Regions from separate parts of the Mus musculus genome. Here all the other regions are linked to region 1. A link is a loop called in an ENCODE intact Hi-C map of the cell type or tissue named here. Cell type or tissue: gastrocnemius. All regions are shown on one strand.

Evidence for each region. A loop is a pair of places that touch in the nucleus more often than their neighbours do. Peaks named below come from ENCODE experiments on the same cell type or tissue, not always from the same donor. Only the 100,000 strongest peaks of a DNase experiment are listed, where the experiment ranks them.
Region 2: a loop joins it to region 1, with 13 times the contacts of the local background. A loop is called at or near these places in 33 of 42 quality-filtered maps.
Region 3: a loop joins it to region 1, with 14 times the contacts of the local background. A loop is called at or near these places in 28 of 42 quality-filtered maps.

The regions. Positions count from the first base shown.
Region 1 is chr7:118,301,740-118,309,739 of GRCm38, reverse strand. No RefSeq gene overlaps it. Among named protein-coding and RNA genes, the nearest start is that of Gm35083, 21 kb to the left of the region's middle. In gastrocnemius, a CTCF peak has its summit at 4,738 (motif pointing left); a DNase peak (open chromatin) is centred at 4,735; H3K27ac peaks cover 612 bases.
Region 2 is chr7:118,405,767-118,413,766 of GRCm38, reverse strand. Syt17 (synaptotagmin XVII) reads left to right here. Exons shown (of 8, transcript NM_138649.2): 6 at 3,723-3,843; 7 at 5,587-5,742. Among named protein-coding and RNA genes, the nearest start is that of Syt17, 34 kb to the left of the region's middle. In gastrocnemius, a CTCF peak has its summit at 4,149; DNase peaks (open chromatin) are centred at 1,709, 4,147 and 7,625.
Region 3 is chr7:118,513,800-118,521,799 of GRCm38, reverse strand. It overlaps a transcript of Coq7 not described here. Among named protein-coding and RNA genes, the nearest start is that of Coq7, 16 kb to the left of the region's middle. In gastrocnemius, CTCF peaks have their summits at 3,627 and 3,835; a DNase peak (open chromatin) is centred at 2,915.

The sequences.
Region 1 (8,000 bases):
CCAGGCCGTCAGGCTTGTCAGCAAGCCTCTTTTCCCTCTGAGCCACCTCCACAGCCCTCTTTTTTATTAAAACAATTTACATATAATATTTGTACGGAATGGCAGGCTTGTGGTATTTTCCCTTTTTTTTTTTTTTTTTTTTTTTTAGCATCAGTCTGTGTCAAAATCATCTGACTCTCAATCCCTTTGTCCCTTCCTTTTCTGCTGATTCTCCCACTCTCAAAAGGGTGTGTGTCACACTCCTGGAACCTGCTTTATTTACTTTTTATAATGCAAAGTTCACTTAAGACAGAAAACATACGCTATTTGTTCCTGGGTCTGGCTTATTTTCAGTTCCACCCATTTTACTGCGACTTCATTTCACTCTTTATGGCTGAATAACAGTCTGCACATGAGTATAGATGAGTGGCACACATTCTTCCTCCATCCATTAAAGCTGACCCGTCGTCTGTTATACTTCTAGAACTTAGCACAGTCCTTGGCACACAGTAGGTACTCAAAACCAAAAGCAAAATGTATTAAGTGCTACTCAGCAATAAAAAGAAACCAAGTGGTTCTTTTTGTTGTTTGGGGGGCACCGGGCTTGAAGCCGCCAGGCACAAAGCATGTCAGACAAGCCTATACAGTACTCATCCTATTTTTATTACACTAGTTTATTATATGTGTGTTGGCATGCTATAGAGGTCAGAGTCCAACTTTTAGGAGTCTCTCCTTCCTAAGGAGATTTAGGGTTCAGGAGTAAACCCAAGTTGTCAGGGCAAGATCCTTTACCAACTGAGCTGTCTCAATGGCCCCTCTATGACATTCTTTAAAAGACAATACTACACTGACATAGAATATATAAGAACTTGCAAGGAACCAAGAGAGGGAGGAGAATGTAATTATAAAAGAATAAATGGGAAGTTGGGGGTGGGCAATGAAACTGTTTATATTCTCATGGTGACTAAAGAAATCTCTACATGTATTAAAATGTACAGATATGCATTCCAAAAAGGTCAGTCATGCCGTGTGATCATTTTAAAATAAATAGTTTGTGATAACTATTATCACAACCAGGCATTTACTAAATACCTATCTGGAAACAAGCCAGATCCACGGGTGTTTGTTCAAGTCGACGTGATGAAGGCTGGGGCTGTAGCCCAGTAGCAATCGCTTGCCTGGCAAGTGAGAGTCCTGGACTCTAAAGCATCATCATCACCAACAACAACAACAAAAAGGATGTGAAAGAAAAAGCTGCCATGGGCTGGCGAGATGGCTCAGTGGGTAAGAGCACTGACTGCTCTTCTGAAGGTCCTGAGTTCAAATCCCAGCAACCACATGGTGGCTCACAACCACCCATAATGGGAATGGCATGTCTGAAGACAGCTACAGTATACTTAACGTATAATAAGCAGGAGCAAGGACTGAGCGAGTGGAGTTGACTGGAGCGAGTGGAGTCAACCAGAGTGGGTAGAGGTCCTAAAAAAATTCAATTCTGAACAACCACATTAAGGCTCACAACCATCTGTTCAGCTACAGTGTACCTATATACATAAAATAAATACATTTTTAAAAAGAAAAAGAAAAAGCTGCCACGTTCAGGTCCACCCTCATCCTTAAAACTTGTGTCTTGGGGCTGCTGGCAAGGCGGTCTAGTGGGTAGGGTCACGTGCTGGCAAGCCATACAATTTGATTCCCAGAACCCACGTGATAGGAGATAACTGATTCCCGAAAGCTATCCTCTGACCTCCATACACACACACACACACACACACACACACCAAAGTAAATAAGTGTGGAAAAACACATTTTATAAATTTCTTTATGGCAGTAACTAACCACCGAAAGCCATAAGGAACAATGGCAGCAGGGAGCAGCCTAAATCAATTTGTCATCCATATTGATTATGCTCTGTGCTTCTGAAGGCCATGGACAACTTGCTGGGCAGGCCACACCCATTGCCTATTCCTTCGTGCCCCCACCTAACATCTCCACGAGTTTGCCTCCAGACGAGCGAGCGTGGCCTGGTAAGCTGTAAAATCCATCCAAAGGCAAAGCTGATGTGCGTAATCCAGTCTAGCTGACAGATGTACGCCATCGAGCCTAGAGCCGACAAAATCTCTACTCAGGACCTGTGGTCATTGGGCCTGGGTGTGGCTCGGTCCGTAGAGCACTTGCCTAGCACCGTTTAGACCTGGGTTCAGTCTCTAGCACGTACTACATAAACCAGATGGTATGGTGGATCTGCTTAGACACAAGCTCATTCTAAGCTACGTTGAGCTCAAGACCCAGTTCAATATATGGGTCTCTGCCTCTAGAATAGCAGTTCTCAGGTTGTGGGTCACAACCCCTTCGGAAGTTGAACAACCTTTTCATAGGGGCCACCTAAGACCATCAGAAAACACAAATATTTATATTACAGCTCATAACGATAGCAAAAATTACAAAACTTCAAAAAAGTTTTAAAATAGCAATAATTTTTGTTTTATTTTATGAGACATGGTTTCTCTGTGTAGCCCTGGCTATTCTGGAACTTGCTGTGTAGACCAGGCTAGCCTCGAACTCAGAGAGCCACCTGCCCCTGCCTTTTGAGTATTGGTACTAAAGACATGTGCTGGGGCTGGTGAGATGGCTCAGCGGTTAAGAGTGCCAACTGCTCTTCCAAAGGTCCTGAGTTCAAATCCCAGCAACCACATGGTGGCTCACAACCATCCATAATGAAATCTGATGCCCCCTTCTGGAGTGTCTGAAAACAGCTACAGTGTACTTACATATAATAAAATAAATAAATAAATATTTTTTAAAAAGACATGTGCCACCACTACCCAGCACAAAAATAATGTTATGATTGTGGGCTACCACAACCTAAGGAACTATATTAAAGGGCCACAGCATTCCGAAGGTTGAGAATCACTGCTTTAGAGCAATGCAGAAAGTTATAGTAGCACACAGAGGCAGGTGGACCCTGTGAGTTCCGTAGCCAGACTTAGTTGTCCTCTGTGTCTACAGTGGCAAGTACAGGTGCGTCCCAGAACCTACCCCAGAACTACTGTGACTGACCCAGGAACGGCTGTGACTGATCCCGGAACCTCTATGACTGGCCCCGGAATCACTATTACTGAGTTACCTTCATGGCAAAGAGACTTTGTAGATCTCATGTGTTCTTAGTCTTGAAATGGAGAAGTTACCCTGCGTTATCCAGTGAGATGCAAGAGAGTTCCAAGAGTCTCTAAAATCCTGGGTGTGGTGATGCACACCTGTGATTCCAGCATACAAAAGTTAGTGATGCAGGAAGATGATAAGCTTTAGGCCAACATAGGCTCCATAGCAAGACCTCATCTTAAAACTTAAAAAAATGGGCTGGAGAGATTGGCTCACGTGGTGGCTCACAACCATCCATAATGAGATCTGATGCCCTCTTCTGGGTGTCTGAAGACAGCTACAATGTGCTTAGATATAATAATAAAGAAATCTTAAAAAAAAAAAACTTAAAAAAATAAAATTAAAATAAGGAAGAGGTAGGAAAAGGAACAGATCAAAGAAATTGCATGAGAGCCGTTTAGAGGGCTCAGCAGGCAAAGGAGCTTGCTGTGGACCTGATGGCCTGAGTTCAATTCCCAAGACCCACATAGTGGAAGGAGAGAACCAATTGAAGAAGAAACTTCAACTGCTATTGCTGGCTTGAAAAATGGAAGAGAGGGGCTGGAGAGATGGCTCAGCCGTTAAGAGCACTGACTGCTCTTCCAGAGGTCTTGAGTTCAAATCCCAGCAACCACATGGTGGCTCACAACCATCTGTAATGGGATCCAATGCTGGTGTGTCTGAAGACAGCTGCAGTGTACTCATATACCTGAAAACATAATCAGGTAGAAACCACTGCACCCCTGAAACCTACAAAGGGAACACTGTCCTGCCAATAGGCATGTTAGCTCCTGAGACCTACTTTGGATTTCTGACCTGGAGACCTGTAAGGTAATACTTTGTGGAAAGTGTTTTTAACTTATTTTGGCAAAACATACAACATAAATATTACCACTGTAATTCTTTTTTTCTCAAGATGGGGTCTCATGTGTCGCCCAAGCTGCCCTCAATTCCCAAGCTCCTAGGGTCTAGAGTAGATGGGTCTGATGGTGCTGGCCACACCCAGCTTAATTTTCATGGTCAGCTCAGTGCAGAGTAAGAAACCTCACTCCACCATCTCTCCTCTAAGGTCCCTCTCGTGCCTAGAGAGCACATTGAAGCCATCTTTGTGTACTAGCCCATTTTCCTCAAGAACTGAGCCCACAAATCTACAACAGCACTGGAAAGAAGAGAACCAACCATTAAACTTTTTGATGAGCTGTCTTTTGATTTTTGAGAAAGGGTCTCATATTCCAGGCTGGCCATGGAATGACCTTCGCCTACACACACACACTCTCCTGCTCCCCCCTCCCTCTCCCTTCTCCCCCTCCCCCTCCCTTCCTCTCCCCCTCCCCCTCCCTTTGTATCTCTATCTCACCGGGCCTTCACCCAAACTCCTGTAATTCATAAGGTTTTACAGGAAAAACCCAGGCTTCAGGAATGCTTGACCAGCAAAAGCCAAGTCACCTCGATGAGTTTTAAAGGGACCCCCCAGGATATTTTTTAATGTGCTGTCAACATAAAGTCATTGCTCAAACTTGCTGTGTTGTTCATTAAAACAGAGGCTTTAAAATGTAAAGCCACGGTGATGAGACGGTTCGGGAGTTCTCGGCCGTGTGTTAGCCTCGTGCGCCACCTGCTGTTAGACTTGAGAACATCAACACCATGTGGTGCTTGGTTTAGGCCTTGGGTTTTGATGTGGGTTGGTTGGTTGTTGGTTGGTTGGTTAGTTGCTTGCTTGCTTGCTTGCATGTGTGCTTGATTGGTTGGTTGGTTGATTGATTGATGATTGATTGATTGATTGATTGATTGATTGCAGTAGTAGCCCACTTGTACTCAGCATCCTTCATGTTCTGATTTCATTTCTTCAATAAACACATAAAATGAAATCCATTCTAGATAAGACTGTATTTTGAGGAACTGACCATTAAAACTTCCTGCTTTCTACCTTCTACCTTTTGCAAAAACAAAAAAACAAAACAAAAAAAAAACATAAAAATGAACTGATTTCGAAATTGCCATTTGAGAGCAATTGCTAAACACTTACTACATGCTAAGCCAAATGGGGTTAGCCAACTATAGCTACAAGCCAAATTTGTGCTTTCCCATTTTTTGTTAAAGTTTTGTTGCTTGTTCTCTCTCTCTCTCTCTCTCTCTCTCTCTCTCTCTCTCTCTCTGAGAGAATGATGCTATATATCCCAGACTGGCCAGTAACTCTCAACCTCTGGCTTCCCCTTGGGTATTAGGCTCACCACTCCTGACTTAGTAAATAACATTTTCCTGGAGCACAGCCACGTGTGTCCCTACATAGCTCTGTTATTTTCATGTCCTGAAAAAATATGAAATTACTCTCCGGATCTTTGTAGTAAAAGTTAGCTCAGGCCTTGGCCAAAGTATTCACAAATCAGGCTGTTTGGTTGGCCCTCGGCTACTCTTGGTAAGAGTGTAGCTGTTTTTAAATGTGTGAGTATGTACACACGTGCCTGTGAGCATGTGTGCACACACACAAATGTGGAAGTCAGCGGGCTGTGTGTGGTCAGTTCTCTCCTTCCACATTTATGTGGGCTCAGGAAATCGAACTCAAGTTTTCAGTTTTCATGGCAGCAATTTTCATGCATTGAGCCATCTCTCTACCCTAACGATGTACCTCTTGCCACCAGATTTTGTTTGACAATTTACAATTGATCAAATGTAATCCTTTGACCAACTACAAGATCATAAAGATCAAGCTGAGATGACTTCAAATTCTTATTCTTATTCTTGTTTTTTGTTTGTTTGTTTTTTGTTTTTCGAGACAGGGTTTCTCTGTATAGCCCTGGCTGTCCTGGAACTCATTTTGTAGACCAGACTAGCCTCGAACTCAGAAATCCGCCTACCTCTGCCTACCGAGTGCTGGGATTAAAGGTGTGCACTACCACGCCCGGCTGACTTCAAATTCTTGATCCTCCTGCCTCAATTACAATGCCAAGATGTCAGGCGAACACCTCACACCAGCCTAAATTGTAATTTTTTTAGTCCGCTAATGATATTAACCCCAAACATGACTTGTGGTTTAGATCACAATCATGTCAAGATTTAACACACTAAATTATATTAGAGATATTTGAAGGGGCTAGAGAGATGGATCCATGGCTAAGAGCATGCACTGCTCTTGGAGAGGACCAGAATCCAGTTCCCAGCATCCATGTCAAGTGCCTCACAGTCACTTTCAACTCCACCTCCAGGGAGATGCAATGTCTCTGGCCTCCTGGGATGCTTCACTCATGCACATTCCCACACACAAATACACATGCAAACACATTCCTAAAAATGATTTATAAATAAATATTTTCTAAGAAAGAAACTGAACTGAATATAATGCCACACGCCTTTAATCCCAGCACTGGGGAGGCAGAGACAGGAAGATCTCTGAGTTCAAAGCCAACCTAGTCAGCAGAGTGAATTCCAGAACAGCCAGGGCTACAACAAGAAACCCTATCTCAAAAAGAAAGAAAGAAAGAGAGAGAGAGAGAGAGAGAGAGAGAGAGAGAGAGAGAGAGGATGGGAGGGGAGGGGAGGGGAGGGGAGGGGAGGGGAGGGGAGAGGAGAGGAGAGGAGAGGAGAGGAGAGGAGAGGAGAGGAGAGGAGAGGAGAGGAGAGAAGAGAAGAGAAGAGAAGAGAAGAGAAGAGAAGAGAAGAGAAGAGAAGAGAAGAGAAGAGAAGAGAAGAGAAGAGAAAATGTGGTCTCAGCCCTGGCGAGCCTCAGTCTCCTGGAAAATCCTGCTTCCTAAAAAACTAGGCCACGCGCTGGCGTAATGGCTCAGCGGGTAAGAACACTAACTGTTCTTCCAAAGGTCCTGAGTTAAAATCCCAGCAACCACATGGTAGCTCACAACCACCCATAATGAAATCTGAAGCCCTCTTCTGGTGCACAGCTACAGTATATAATAATAAATCTTTGGGCCAGAGAGAGTGGGGTTGACTGGAGGTCCTAAATTCAATTCCCAACAACCACATGAAGGCTCACAACCATCTGTAAAGCTACAGTGTACTCATATACATAGAAATAAATAAAATAAAATAAAAGTCATTATTAAAAAAAAAAACAAAAAACAAAAAACTAGGCCACAGGCTCACACTAACATTTGCTTGGCAACTCTATTTTGTATTCTTTTCCTAATTAACACAAAAACTCTGTCACTCAACTTTTGGTAACTTCTTTCCCTCATCTCTTCTAAAAGACTCTCTTGGGCTGGAGAGATGTCTTAGAGGTTAAAAGCACTGACTGATCTTCCAAGGTCCTGAGTTCAATTCCCAGCAACCACACGGTGGCTCACAACCATCTGTAATGAGATCTGATTCCTTCTTCTGGTGTGTCTGAAGACAACTACAATGTACTCATATAAATAAAATAAATAAATCTTAAAAAAAAATAAAAGATTCTCTTCGGAACAATTAAAATAAACTTTGACACCTGGCAACAGATGATTTGTTTAAAAATAATGCCTTCTAGTTGGGACACGGTCAGTGTTCCAGGCTCTGTCTAGCATGCACAGAGCCCTAGGCTCCACCTGCAGCCCAAACGAAAAGTCATCCAATCATCCCACTTGTAACAGTGCAGCTGCAGCTGCCAGCGGCAGAGTCCCCAGACTCCAGGGAAGCTGAAATGACCCAGGGTGCCCAATGACACCACACACACTCATGCCACACACACTCAGGCCACACACACACACAGCACACTCACACCACACACACACACACACCACTCACACCACACATACACCACTCACACCACATACCACACACACACACACACAACATACACACACACACCACTCACACCACACAAACTCATGCCACATACACCACATACACACCACTCACACCACACAAACTCATGCCACACACACCACACACACACA
Region 2 (8,000 bases), 100 kb before region 1:
CTCCCGAGCCGTCTTACCCTTCATTCTGCTCTAGAAACACTTCAGTTTATTCCTTGGTGTTTAGGCAGGCTGACCGTGTGAGCTATTAATCCCTCCCACCACCACCCCCCAGCTCCACATCGAAGGCATCATGAGACCAGAAGCTTGTAAATATTAGAAAAGAGGAGGGAGGCGTTGTTCTGGATTATAAGCCTGGGAAGGGGACAACTCTTGAGGACCTGATGGCTTCCCCTGGCCTGGGCTCCTGTGGAGTCTCAGCCTCACTGACAGGAACACAGACGTGCCTGCAGGGTCAGACACTAAGGCTGTTGTGTCTTCCAGGCCCTGGAGGACCAGCAGGAGGCCACTAGCAAGTACACCAAGGCCCTGAACTGCTCTTATGACCCAGAGTACCAAGTCAGCTTTCCTGTCTTAAGACTCTGACCCTCCAGCCCAAGGCAGGGAAAGCCTGGAAGGGCAAAGACAACCAGATGGGACACAATGCAAGGGTGGGTCTCACCAAAAAGGTAGTATGAGGTGTTAAAATGACACTTTTTTTCCAGTCCTGAGGTGGAACCCTTATGGTTGCAAGGCAAATTCTGTACTACTGAACTACATTTCCTGCCTCATCAGAGAAAGTGTGTGTGTGTGTGTGTGTGTGTGTGCGCGTGTCCATATATGTGGGTATACATGTTTGTGTGTATATGTGTATTTATGGGTACGTACATGTTTACATGGGTGTATACATGTGTGTAAAGTGTGTACATGTTTGTGGGTATATATGTTTGTATATGTCCATAATTGTATATATGTGTATATACATGTTTTTGTATGCATTTGTGGGTGTATACTTGTTTGTGTAGGTGTGTACCAAATATTTTTCTCATTCACTCTCTGCCTTATATTTTAGACAGCATCTCTCAACAAACAGAGAGTTCAGCAACTCAGCTAGGGTGACCTGTCTGCCATTGAGCTCCAGGGATCCTCTGGTCTGTGTGCACTGGAGTGATTGTGCTACCAAACCAAGATTTCATGTGGGTGCCGGGGATCCAAACTTGTTGTATCCACATGCTTGGGCGGCAGATTCTTTACCAACAGAACCACCTTCCTAGACCCCAAATAGAACTTCAAAGCACAGTAAGTCAGGCTTTAGTAAGGACCATCGTGATGGCATAGGGAGCACTGTCATGAGACTTTGTAGAGGACCATCATGATGGCATAGGGAGCACTGCCATGAGACTTTGTAGAGGACCATTGTGATGGCATAGGGAGCACAGTCATGAGACTTTGTAGAGGACCATCATGATGGCATAGGGAACACAGTCATGAGATTTAGTAGAGGGACAGAGATTGGACTCAATCCTCATCCAGGATCAATGATGGGATTCTTACTGAGGGGTACCTCCAAAGGAAGAGGGATTCTATCTAAATCAACCTTGCTGAAGATTGGCCGAGTGACTAGACACCTTCTATGGGATGGTGGAAGAGAGAAACCTAGCCCAACAGTAAGGATTTCAGATATTAACAGCAAAGTCTTGGTGCCACCAAGGGCTCAGTATAAGGGTATCTGCCCCCAACTACCAAACGAATAAAATAAAAGAGAAAGAGAGTAAGGGAGGAGCTCTTGATAAGTGAAGTGAGCAGGGCCTTTGGCTAAAACTGGCTTTTCACAAGTAACTGCACAGATGGGCCCAGGACTAAAGTCTGTCTAAGCAAAGAAGCCTTGTTGGTTGCCAAGTGGGAACACGGGCCCAGCACTGGCAGACCTTCCTGTTTTTCAAGCAAAGCAAGAATTCTTTTTTTTTTTTTTTATGAAGTAGCTTCTTTTAAAATACATAATAATCACTAACTGTTTCAATGTGATGCGAGTCAAACACAATACACAGGCTGCAAGTGTGAAACCTGTAGTTAATTCTGAGGTTGTTTCCTGTTTATAGGTTAACTTGATCCACGTAAGAATCTGGTTATGTCATTTGTGTTTGAGACAGGGTTTCATGCAGCCCTGGCTGGCCTGGAACTTCCTATGTAGACCAGCTTGGTCTCAAACTCATCCAGATTTGCCTGCCTCTACCTCTCCAATGTGATTAAAAAGGTCAGCACCACCATGCGCAGGCCATATAGGAATCTCTTGGCTTGAGTCTTCATCTCGCCAATAATGTGATAAACATTGTTTTATACTTGCCACTTTCTGTCAGTGTGTTGAAAGGAGTAGAAAACATGAATGGATGGGTGGATGGGGGTGGATGCATGGATGGATGGATGGATGAATGCATGGATGCATGGATGGATAGATAGATGGGTGCATGTGTACATACATACATAAGTAGATAGATGGATGCATGGATGGATGAAACATCTTTAGAGACACATTCTGAAGTACTACTAATAACATGGTGTGTGTCTAGGAGGTCCATTAGACTCATACATGAGATTGAGTGAAGATGTATTCAAATCTAGATTGATCATAGAGTAATCCATGATTCTACATGGGGTGTGTGTGTGTGTGTGTGTGTGTGTGTGTGTGTGTGTGTTGAGGTTCCTTAGATGTTTTTGACTTCTGATACATCCTAGGAATGTTTATTTTAATGTCTTGGTCATATAGAGATGCTTTCTAGGGGCTACACAAATAAAGTTACATCCTACTTGGGACTTCGTTGAAAATAGTCAGCTAATTTCTTTTATGCGTAGAGGTAAGTACAGATAAAACACCATTTGGTGAAAGTTTATAACATACAGTTGGCCAGTGGGTACATGGAGAATGATTCACTACTCGGAAGTGGCTGACAATGTTTTTTTTCACAATTTGTTAAAAACTAGGGAGATGAAAATGAAGGCTTTGTTTTCTAGGCAGCATGGAGTCATGCATCCTGGGTATTTATGCAGATTTCTATGGAGGGAGAGTGAATGTACTGAGCACAGTTAAAGTAAGAGTGTGGGCTCTGTTGTTAGCTACAGGTTAAGAACAGTAGCTTGCCCAGGAAGCACTCTGCTGTTGGAAGAATCTAGGATCATGTCTCTTGTCCCAACTGCAACTTTCCAGTTGTATGACTTTGGACCGAGACTCATTTTCAACATCTATTAAATGAAGTAAACATTATCGCCTCTTGGGCTCATCCTAAGGATTAAATTAGTTGTTACATGCACAGCACTTAGCACAGCACTTGGCCGTCACTTCCATTGCTGCCATGATGGTTGTTGCCATTAGAGCTTCTAAGAGAAGAAAGAAAACACTTTCTGAGATAGACAGGAACATAATTGGATACAGAAGCTAAGGGGGGAAAAGTCAAACATGGTTTAGTTGGTGAAACACTTGTACTCCTGATGATGAAAGTTCAATCCCCAGAATCTCCATAAAAATTCTGGGTGTGGTAGCACACATTTATAATCTCAACACTGGGGAGGCAGAGATAGGAGGATCCCGAGGCTCACTGGCCAGCCAGTCTAACCTATGTTATGAGCTCCAGATCTGTAAGAAATCCTGTGTCAAATGAGGTGGATGGTGTTCAGGAGGATGACACCCAAGTTTGTCTGTCCTCTTGCCTCCACACAAACTCACACACATGTGCACGTAGAAGTGTCCTCTTGTGCACCCACTGTCTACTGATCCGCTCTCAGTCACTTGTTCATGGGTTTTGGGAGCCAGTGTCCTGTACCATGGACACGACAGGCGGAAATGTGAGGAAGCAGCCTTCTGATGGTGTCCTTCCTGCCCACCTTCTTTCTGATGGTGTCCCTCCCTCCAGAATGAAGTGGAGCTCGGGGAGCTGCTGCTTTCTCTAAATTATCTCCCAAGTGCTGGCAGACTGAACGTGGACATCATTCGAGCCAAGCAACTCCTGCAGACCGATGTGAGCCAGGGTTCAGGTACAGTATATCCCTTATCCACTAAGTCTCTAAGGGGTTCTCTGTTGTGTGAGGGATCTGGGCTGGGTTGTGTTGTGTCCTGGATGTTGTTGCTAAGGTAACACAAGGGTGGGCAGCATCTAGAGCGACAATACTAGTCCCAAAAGAAAAATAAATGATCTGCTGTGTCTTAGGATGGAACAGGTCAGTGATGGGATCTCAGAAACCCACATGTGGCCAGTTGTGATTGCTTCTGAAGTCTGTCTTCTCTGCCTGAGAAGTAGCTTGTTTCTCCACACACTATGCCTGTAATGCAGATGCCGTGCTCTAGGTGGTGGTAGTGCACAAGTGATCAGATCAGCAAGTAGAGTGGGCCCAGCCTGAGGGTTTTGTTTTGTTTTTGTTTTTGTTTACAGCTCATTACCTTCATATCATAAATCTTTATAAATCCCAGCTCTGAAAGAGCTACTGTGTTATCTGCTTTCTGTTTAAAAAAAAAAAAAAAACAAGTTCAAATACACTTAACAAAAAGCCGATTCTGTTCCATCTGTATATAGCTTCTCCCATGACAGTAAAGGATGCTCGGTGGTGGAAATGCTGTCTTCCCCAGATCCAATAGCCAAAGGAAGTTGTTTGCAATGAGGTGACAGTCGAATCTAGAGTTCACCTTGAGTTCTCAGAAGCCACACTATACAATAGAGGCTTCAAGAAGGCTGGAGGAAGAACTGCTACAGTGGCTGGAACATTCAGACCCACCACAGTGGAGAGTCAGGATGCTGAGAAGAGAAAGGGCATCCAACTGCCTGCCACTAAGTGTCTCTGGGCTGCTTGTGATCTTAGAGAAGTTACTTAGCCAAATTCTTCATCTCCATAATTGTACAGTGACAGTATTTATCTCACTGGGTTAAATAAATATTAAATTCAACCACCTGCACAAATTCCTTTCAAAACTTATAAAAATGACCAATGCATGTCGTTTCTAATTCTGCCTTCACTCGCCCGAGTATGAACTGTGAGCCCACTACCTTGCAAATGGCTCCTGCTTCTGGATTGCCTCTACTAAGTAGATCTTACTCAAATTACTCCTTATCTTTAAATCTACAATTTTCCCATTTCTAAAATGAACATGGTGCCTAAAACGTGGGATGAGTTCAGTAAGTGGAGGAAGATACGTGGAGAAAGAGGAAAAGGAATCTGCAGATAGAAGGCTAGACATGAACAATGGTCAGACAAGGAATCCGCAGATGGAGGCTAGATGTGAACAGTAGTCAGGCAGAACAGCTGGACACGTGGGGAATGAGTGTGCGAAAGTAAGGCTTGAATAACGCCTGGATTAATAAATGGCTGAGTGGTGAGATGAATAAATGAATAAGTAGGTAGACTGATAAAAAAAATAAAAAATAATTCAGGAGTAAAATCGCCTGTGTACAGAAGGCTTTGGGCTCTGTCCTCAGCAATGAAGACTACAGAGAGATGGGGAGGGGATAGATGGTTACTCTGTTACATAGATAACAAGTTCGATGGAAGGATGATGGATGGATGGAGAGATAGATGGATGAATGATGGATGGGGAGGAATAAATGATGGATGGAGGGATGGAGAGATGGATGGACAGATGAGAGAGTGGGTAGATGAATGGATGGATGGATGGATGAATAGGAGAGTTGGAGTCTGATAGGATGGCTAGGAAGTTGAAGAGATGAGAGATGGCTAGATTATGTTTCATCATCTCTGGTAGTCTACAATGTTGTGTCCAATCCCCAGACCCATTTGTGAAAATCCAGCTGGTACACGGACTCAAGCTTGTGAAAACTAAGAAGACATCATTCTTACGAGGCACAATTGATCCTTTTTACAATGAATCCTTCAGCTTCAAAGTTCCCCAGGAAGAACTGGAAAACGCCAGCCTAGTATTCACAGGTAAGGTAACATACATGTTGATGAAGCCTTAGTGAGGCATGTTCAACTTGTTCCATAAAAACAGAAGGCATCTAGAGAGAATAATTCCTAATAACTTGGTGCCTGATGTTCAGCTAACTAGATGTGAACACACTTCCTATCTGTAAACTTGGACAAGACCCATGGAACCTAGAACACAATCGTTATGTAATTATTAAGCTAGACTTCTTGAAACTGTCACATAACAAGGGCTTTGGCCCCAGTTTCTTCCTCTATAAAATATGGATAATTGTTATAAGTTTACTGTGAATAAAGAGTAAATGAGTTATGACCCTTGAATAATATCTGATACATACTGCACCATCTTTGATGATGGTGGTGATGGTGGTGGTCCTGGTATTGGGGATGATGGTGGTGCTGATGAGCTGCTGGGTTTAATATAGGTATAGAAGAAAACAGGCCACTTAACCCAGAAAGGACAGTTGTAAAAGACATTTGGAAGCCAGGTAGTGGTGGCGCACGCCTTTAATCACAGCACTTGGGAGACAGAGGCAGGTGGATTTCTGAGTTCGAGGCCAGCCTGGGTCTACAGAGTGAGTTCCAGGACAGCCAGGGGTACACAGAGAAAACCTGTCTCAAAAAAAAAAAAAAGGCATTTGGAAGATATAAAATTTAAGTTCAGGGATCCTATGATACTCTCTGGTTGAATTCAGTCTGCTTTTCTGGGCACAATTGTGTTTAATTTTTAGAGGTTACTAGTTATCTATTACTGCATAACAAATCACTCTAAATTCTAGTAGCAAATCGTCAAACATGTATTATCTCATAGTCCACAGTCCCTGTCGCTCAAGAGCCTGGGCAGGAACTAGGGTTGGAGGTTGGTTGCTAGAGAACTTGCCTGGCGTGTATGAAGGTCCAGATTCAATCCCTACACCACATACATCAGGTATGGCGGGTACTCACCTGTAATCCTAGCACTCCAGAGGATCGGAAGTTCAAGGTCAACCTAAGCTACACAGCAGGTTTGTAGACAGCTTGTTACATGAGATCTTGTCTTAAGAACAACAACAACAAAAACAAAAACAAAAAACCTCAGGCAGAGTTCTGCTGTGCTGTGTAGCTCTGGCTGACCTGATATCCCCACCACCACCCAGAAGGCTTGCTCTAGAGCTGTCAGAAACTCTCCTCTGTAGATGGTCTAAACTCCTTGTCTCTAGGTCTTTCAGGAACTCTTGCCATAGCCCAAATCTGTATGTGATACCTAGGAGATGGCTCAGATGTAAGAGTACTCCTGAATTAGCTTGAGGACCTTGGTTCAAATCCCCAGCACTCCTGTAAAGACCAAGCATGGTTTTCATGAGCCTGAAACCTCAGCACTGGGGGCTTCTTGACAGTGGCTGTCACATTCTCAAGGGAATAAGGATGTAGATGACACCTACCTTCCTCCTCTGGCTTTCACATACACATGCTCCAGTGTACGTACATGTACACACACACATACACACACATGGGGCCCTATCTCTTGGGTGACTTGGGTTTTCAGTTGGGAAGCATTGTCAAGTAAGAAAAGGCCTGTTTTCGCTCTCTTTTTTAGATTACATGTGTGTGTGTGTGTGTGTGTGTGTGTGTGTGTGTGTGTATTTGTACATAACATAGTCTTTGCAAAGGGCAATTTGATGGTATCCATTATCCTCTCCTTCTGCCATGTCAGTCCTGAGGATCAAATTGAAGTTGTCAGGTTTGGCAGCTAGCATAATGAACCATTGAGCTCTCTTGCCTGGTCAAGACCTGCCCTCGACACACAAAAGATGTGCTTAATCCTACAAGCACCTAGGCTCATGCTCCTTGGGGCCAGTGCTATGGGAAATATTCATTCCAGAGGAAGTAAGCAGAGCTCCCCACCCCATGAGGTCAGGGCTACTGCCAGCATCATCAGGAGCTTGAAAGTGTAGCCAAGTAGCCATGCCTCATCCCCAGAGACCAAAGCAGAGTACTGCATGTGGACATCTGTCGCAGGTCCTCACCACAGTGCTGGTGCCTAGGTGTCAGTCAGCCACAGTTAGATGAAATACAGAAATGCTCAATGGAAAATCCCACAGTCCACAGCCACACAACCTGGGGGGCAGTGTACAGATGTGAGTGGTCATGTTTATTACTGGTCACCGTTCATCCCTTACTCTGCTGTGTTTATAAGTAAAACCCTATCATGCGTATGGACAGGAAATTACATATAGAGTTGGTACTGTGAGCTGTTTGCCACCCACTGGGCCTCTCAGATT
Region 3 (8,000 bases), 210 kb before region 1:
GTTTTGCTAATGGCTTTAACTGGGTTTCCATCTTTTGAAAAGAGTGAGTTTGAAGACAGGTACAGTGGTGTACACATTTAGTCAGCCCCAACACTCAGGAGGCAGAGGTAAATGGATCTCTGTGGGTTTGAGGCTAACCTGGTCTACACAGTGAGTGGCAGCCAGCCAAGGGCTACATAGTGAGACTTTCTCAAAACAAAACCAAGGAGAGTTTAACCCTTACAGCATATATAAAAGTTAACTTAAAATACACTACAAATGTACATGTGTCTTTGTTTGCTTTCTACCGCTGCAATAAAATATAACCTAAAGCAAGCCTACCATGCCTATCACAAATCAAGTAATGAAACCTGTTACTAGACTCTGTCAAAACTAAAATCCTATGCCATAACAATCAAGGCACTGAAAACAAATGTAAGAGATGAAAGGTATTTGCAAATTGTTTATCTGATAAGACACTCCTCTCTATAGCACATAAAGAAACCAGGCATGGGTGGCTCACGCTTTTAATCCTAGCACTCAGGAGGCAGAGGCAGGTGAGTCTCTGAATTCAAGGTCAACCTGGTCTACAGAGCAAGTTCCAGGACAAGCTGGATTATGTAGAGATACCCTGTTTCCAACGCCCTCCCCCCAAAAGAATACACAAAGAGCACCCACAGCTCAAGAAAAAGAAGCAGCTCAACTGAAAACCAGGCAAAGGATTTGGATAGCCATTACTTCCGAGGAGATACAATGTTACAGATGATCAGCTAAGAAAGGATGTTCGTGATCATTAGTTGCTAGGGCAACGGAATAGGAAGCATTAGTGCCGATGCAGAGGAACTGCAACCTTCAGGTGCTGATAGTCACAAGGTCAGTGGTCCAGCTGCTTTCGGAAGCAGTTTGGCAGCTCCTCGGTCATATGGCCAAATTAACATGCCTAAGGTTAAGCCAACTGAAATGAAAATGTGTTCGCACATGTTTGTACATGAATATCCATGGCAGTATAATTCCTAACAACCCAAATGCCCATCAATGGAGGGATTGAATGAAGAATGGTCTCTACAGAGAATGGAATATTATTCAGCCATCAAAAAAAAAAAAAATCAGCTCCTGCCATAACTTGAACGAGCTGTAAAGCATGTTTGGTTACAGGTGTTCAGTACAGAACAAGAAGAGTCCTGGAGAGGGAGGCTGGAATGAATAACCTAAACTGTTTATTAAAAATTGCCAAAGTGGCAATGTCTCCTTAATGTTTTCCCACTATTTCAAACACATGTTCAGTGAAAGAAGCCAGATCCAAAGGTCGCTTATGATCTCATTTGTATGACATGTCAAGAACAGGCTAGTCAGAGACAGAGGAGAAATTGATGGTTGCTTGGGGCTAGAGTGGGGGATGGGAGGAAAGAAACTCCCAGTAGATAAGGGTTGCTGTGTGTGTGTGTATCATAAGAATGTTCTAGGATTGGTGGTGTCTGTTGTACAGCTTAAACCTGCTGACAGTTTAACAGTATAGATTTTCTGCCCTAGAAATAAAAATAAAGTTATACGGTTCCATGCTGTATTTGGAAATAAGTTTCATTCCAGGGAATTAACAGAGGCTACGTGGTTGTGTGTTTGTGGGAGGGGGGTCAGTGCATGGAGAGAGGCAAAAGGTCACAGGTAGCTGTCTTTCTCTGCCACTCTCTCTCTGCCTTATTGTTTGAGACAGGTCTCTCAGTGAACCTGGAGCCGATGGATTCAGTGGGCTGGCAGGCCATATGCCTCCAAGGGTCCTCTGGTCTCTACGTCTCCAGTGGTGGGCAGAGGTTCCGAGAGTATCTTCTGATTGTGGCATAGTCAGTACTATGGCCCTCCCCATAGCAACACTCTTGAGCCAGATGCCCCAGCCACATGAAGGGTGTGACAGTCAGCTCCTGTGTGTTTAGCCTCCCCTTCAAAATGAAGGGCTGGTGCTTGATGCTTCTGAGAGCTTCCAGAGAGGTTCCGACTCCTCCTCCCGTCGTCGCAGCATGTCCTCACATGGCCACAGTGTTTCCTTGTCTCCCCTTTCCTTACCACTCTGACCTTTCAGGGAAATACGATTTAAAGTTGGACAGAACCCAGGGCTGATGCCAGGATGATGAACGGGCAGTCTCTGCAAGCACTGTGTTTCCACAGGCAGCTGACCTGGGTTTCTCTTCATGCCCACCCTCCCTCCCTACAATGGTACCAACCAGAGAGCAGGGGGCAAATACAATTTGAGGCTGCCCCTCCACCCCCAGTCAGAATCTACATCCTGGCCAAGTGTGGCTGCCAGGACCCCCACAGGTTCCTTGGTAGTTTCTGTTTGGTAGTGCCTACCATCCCTGGTTAATGGTTACATCTGGAGAGACTTTTCTCCGTGGTGTGCCACTTGTAAATTGCCATTAGGTTCCTTGGTTGACTTGGCTAGACTTGGGTGGAATGATTGTGTGGATGTGGCTGGAGACAGACATGGTAACTAACGGCTCACTACGAATCTGTTTCTCTATTGCCTGGCTCTGTTGCTTCAGGGGACCACTTGAACTTGTAGCTCAAGGTGGGATTTTTATTGGTGACTACTGGTTGCAGCTCTGGGCCTTGCTGCAGAAGATCGGGAACGATGGAACTACTTGTCCAGTCCCCATGGTGCAAGAGTTGAACTCTGTTGGGGACCACACTCTCTTTGAGCCTCACCCCAGGACCTTGCAAACACCTGTATAACCCAGCTTGAACCTTGATTTTGGGAAAGGGAGCACGCCAATCCTACTCAGGGAAAGCGAGTAAACACATAAAGCCGGCCATTTACAGCAGGTCTTCAGTGCTCCCCAGGGCTGTCTGCAGCTCCAGGGTCCTTTGTCACAGGACCACGCCTGGACGCCTCCCGAGGAACGGCCCACGACTCCGGTGGCCTCCAGAGGGCGCGCGCGAACCGAGCGGAGCCCGAGGCGGGAGTGTGGCCGCCTGCAGGCAGTCTCAGCTGGCTTGGGTGAAGGCACCTGGGAGAGGCAGAGAACTGCCACAAGGTGGTAACTTGGCCCTGGCAATGCCACCCTTGGATCTCTGCTGCAAAAGGAGAGCATCCCCAAATGTCACACCTGAGCATTGCCTTGGGAGGGTGAGCTGGAGGGCTCCTGGTGGCAATGCTCACATAGCTTCAGTGTCCTTGTCCTGATGGATTCATTTGCTTTCTCAGAAAAAGGGAGAGAGATGAGAATATGGGAGGGAGCAGCCAGTCAGTCCCTCCCTGTCCAGGGTTTCCTTGCGAGGTGCCAGCAGCCAGCGCCAGGCAGCACCTGATAGATCCTGCTCTTCCTGCACAGCCCCAACTCTCACCTGGGGCCATCCCCTGAATTCCTTTTCTTTTCTTTTCTTTTCTTTTCTTTTCTTTTCTTTTCTTTTCTTTTCTTTTCTTTCTTTCTTTTTTTTTTTTTTTTTTTTTCCTCTTCTGTGTTTGTTTCTGTTTTGGTTTGGTTTTGAGATTTTCTCCGTTCTTCATGCAGCTTTCTCTCTTAGGTACTTTCTTTGCTGTGATGATAAAAATACCCAGACATAAGCAACATATGGGAGAAAGGACTCGTTTTTGGTTCATATAGTTTTCTTGATATAGTCCCTCATGGTCGGGGAGGTCTGGCAGTGGGAGCTGGAGGAGCCTGGCTGGTCCCATTGCACCTTCTGGTGCTGGCAAGAACAGAGCTGCTGCCCACTGCTGCTTACTGCCCACTGCTGCTCACTGCTGCTCACTGCTGCCCACTGCTGCTCACTGCTCACTGCTGCTCACTGCCCACTGCTGCTCACTGCTGCTCACTGCTGCTCACTGCTGCCCACTGTTGCTCACTGCTGCTCACTGCCCACTGCTGCTCACTCTCCTTACTCAGTGCAGGAGGACTCCAATCCATGGACCAGACAATCAGGAAGGCTCCCTCGTAAGCATGCCCAGAGGCTAACCCAATCTAGAAACTCCCTCAACCATACAAGCATGCCTAGAGCCTTGTCTCCTCCGTGATTCTGGAAGCTATTGACAATCAATATTAACTGTCACATCTACATATAAAAGTCTATTTCTCTTCCTAGGGATTACACAGAACATTCACAGGCTTCATCTTTGGCTTTTGATTTTATTTTTTAACTGAGCCGGCATATCAGAATCAACAGGCAAACTCTACAGACTCTACTCTACCTACTGAAGCAGAGACTCCCAGGTCAGGCCTAGGGGCTGTATATCTTTTAAACCCCACATGGGAGCTCAGAAGTGCAGGCCATATTGAGAAGTAAGTTAATTCCAGGACTGCTGCAGGCTGCCCTCCATGGACGTATTCCCTCTGTCTTGTAGCCTGCGTTCTTGGCAGAGGCAAGGTCCCCACTGTCCGACTTCCCAGTTTCTGATAAGAAGGGACCTGTTTTTGCAATTTTTCTCCAGCCCTTTCAGTGCCTCAACAGCTGGAAACACATTCCAAGCTATATGTCTTCACCGGGCAGGGACAATGGTGAGTGGCCTGCCTCCCCACCCCCACTTGCTTGGGGCGGGGGTTCGTGAATCTTTTGTTTGTTATTTTCAGAGCCTAACTCTGAAATAGCTTCCTCCCAAGATGAAAAATTCTGTTGATATTCAGCTTCTCATGCTTACTTGCTGATGCGGGGTGTGTGTGTGTGTGTGTGTGTGTGTGTGTGTCTGTGTGTGTGTCTGTGTGTGTGTGTATGTGTGTGTCTGTGTGTATGTGTCTGTGTGTCTGTGTGTATGTATGTATGTGTCTGTGTGTGTGTCTGTGTGTGTCTGTGTGTGTGTGTCTGTGTATGTACGTGTGTGTGTGTGTGTATGTGTGTGTGTGTGTATGTATGTGTGTGTGTGTAAATAAGGCCATGTGGCCATTAAAAGAATAAAGTTAAGGGTACACTTTGTCCAAAGGCCGTGAAATAAAATAATGTTTGAATGTGAATTCACCATACCATTTAGAAGGGCTACAGAAATCTGACCTTTTTGCCTAATGGGAAATTAAGAGCTCGGCTAAAGGAAGAGCCTGGAGGTCCCTTTATTCAGGGACAGCTTGATCTGTGTGTGAGTGACTTAGCTTGTCACTCTTTCCAAGTTACTCAGCAGATGCACACTGAGGGAGGACAGACTTATTTTGGCTCACAGTTTCAGCACTGACAGTCCATCCTGGGGGGAGGGGGCACTGACAGTCCATCCTGGGGGAAGGGGCACTGACAGTCCATCCTGGGGAAGGGGACACTGACAGTCCATCCTGTGGGGAGGGGGCACTGACAGTCCATCCTGTGGGGAGGGGGCACTGACAGTCCATCCTGTGGGGAGGGGGCACTGACAGTCCAACCTGGGGGGAGGGGGCACTGACAGTCCATCCTGGGGGGAGGGGGCACTGAACAGTTCACACCCTGGTGCCAAGAAGCACAGGGAGCTAGGGCAACATATAGCTCCTACCCCACCAACCTGAAGCCTATCACCTATCTCTTTCTCTATCGCCTATCCGTGTGTCTGTCTGTCTGTCTATCTGTCTGTCTGTCTGTCTGTTTATCCATCTATCATTCATCCATCATGTATCTATTCTCTTTTTATCTCGCCTCTCCTCTTTCTCCTTTCCTTTCCTCTTTTCTCTATTCTTATTCTCTCTCTCTCTCTGCCATACACTCTCTCTCTCCTGTCTCTTTTCTCTCCTACCCTCTTTCCTGTTCTTTTTCCTTCTCTGTTCTTTCTTTCTCCCTTTGTTCCTCTCCTCTCCTCTCCTTTCTGTTGGTTCTGCTGAGTCAACTGTGTGCATCAAGATACAGGACAGATACAAGGAGGGATTGGGGTATGGAAAACTTTTTTTTAATGAAAAGCATTTAGTTAGCATCTGCCCTTTGCCAGATGGAGCCCCAGGCACAGGAATGAAAGTCTGAGTATCTAACCAGAAGCCAGGTTTACCTTCCACCCTGCCTGCAGCCCCCCACACAGTGTGAATTCATCTCTCAAACTGAAATATTACCTCCCCAAGCTGAGCTTTAATTTTGTTTCCTTGGCAGGTAGAAAGGGTTTGAAGGGTTATCCTCACCCCAGAAAGGCACTGTCCCACGCCCTTCCAGAATTGTTCCATTTCTAATGATTTCGCTCAATCATCAGAGGATTGTGGGAATCTTTGAATGAGTTACAGACTTCCTGAATGTGAAATTAGGACATAGGAAGTTATGGGTGTTGGCCAAGAGTCCAGGACATAACGTGTATTTTTGCGTCTACGTGTTCAGACAAAGAGGAAAGAAAGATTTTGCTGTCTGTGTTAAGTATTTGTGAGACATGATGATGTCTAAAGGAGAAGATCAGAAAATGCCCTGTAAAGGCCATTACTCCAAATCGGTCCTTGATAAGAAGGAAGATGGATGGGGTGGTCACCAGTGTTGGCTTTATGTCACTGTGACACAATACTTCAAACCATCAAATAGAAGAAAGGTTGGCCCAGAGTCTCAGGCAGCTCACTCTGCCCAGCTGGCTCCACTGTTGTGGGGTCTGTGACAAGGAATAGGTGGCAAAGAAGTTGTTCACACTGTACAAGCCACAAGGCAATGAGAAGGGAGTGACTTTGAGGGGATGGAGTTCCAACACCCCTAAATCTGAAGTGTCCTCTGGGGGCTGTGCTTTCTGTCCCCAGCTTGATGGTGGTGTCTGAAGGCTATGGAGCTGCTTGGGCTTTTGGCAGCTGTACCCACCCTGGTTCTGATTTTGTTTTCTCCTTCCTACCCAACATGCTATGGGAGACTGCATCTCATCTATTACCACAGACAGAGCCTACCACACCTGGCTGTGGATTTTCCTCAAGCATTAGTCAAAAGAAACCTTCTGTAGGTTGTTTTTGTTAGTTTTATTTTTTTCCTAATTTTAATCACAGCAATCAAAAGCAACTAATACAACACTCACTTGCATCCTGGGGTATGACATGTTCACACACGCACATGTCTGTCTATACATGAACGTACACAGATCTATTCACTATGATTTGTGTGGGGCAGTTGTGGTCTGTGTCTGTTGTCCTAACTCAATTATCCTTGTAACCACTTTCCCTCCATCAAATCTGAGTTTGGACAATAGATTTTATGGCCCATGTATAATTTCCTAGACTGGAAACATCATCTGAATGATAGTGAGATCTTTGTTAACTGAGTCTAACACAGAGGACGACACACTGCAGATAGTCAGTCAGAGTGTCCAATGACAATACTGAAGGGATCATCTGCCGGCCTGTCAGTAAGCAAAACTCCTCCAGGGGACAGAGGTGTCCTGCTTAGGGAACTCTGGACACATAGGCTGTCCTTCTCTGTCCCTCCACATGGCTGTGGGCCACTGAAGCCAGTTTACATGTTGTGTCTTACTCATGTAGATAAAACACCCATTTCATATCGTGCACGACACAGGCTGGGCATCCAAGATGACTGGTAAGCAGGTGTCCTTCCTGGTCTCTACTGGAGTTTGGATAAAAGTCCTCAAATACTCTATACCTTACTCTCCAGGCACAGCAGGACCTGTAAGGGATGGGGCATAGTTGGAGGCCTATCCGTGCATAGGCGTGTATTCTTAGTGAAGACAGCACGCGCGCGCGCGCGCGCGCGCGCACACACACACACACACACACACACGCACACATACACAGAGCATGCCTCCTCTTCTGTTCCTCATCCCCCGCCAACCTCCACCTCTCACCAGATGACCATTTCTGCTCTCCTACCCCCTACCTGGATGTGTGGCCTCACCACAAGCTTGAAAGAAATGAGGACAGACTGGCCACAGTCTGAAACTCAAAAACCTTGAGCTCAAATTTACCTTTTGACTTTGTAAGCTGACAGTCCTTGGTATTTTGTGATTATCATGGAAAGCTGGCTAACATTGCCATCCAAAGGATACTGGTATTGGGACAACCCTTCATGCAGAGTCAGAAATAAAATTCATCAAACTGAACCTTAGGTGATTTTGCCCAAGAAAAAAAGAGGTAGATTATGTGCTCAGCACAGGCCTGATGGGAAGGCAGGCTGATAATCCA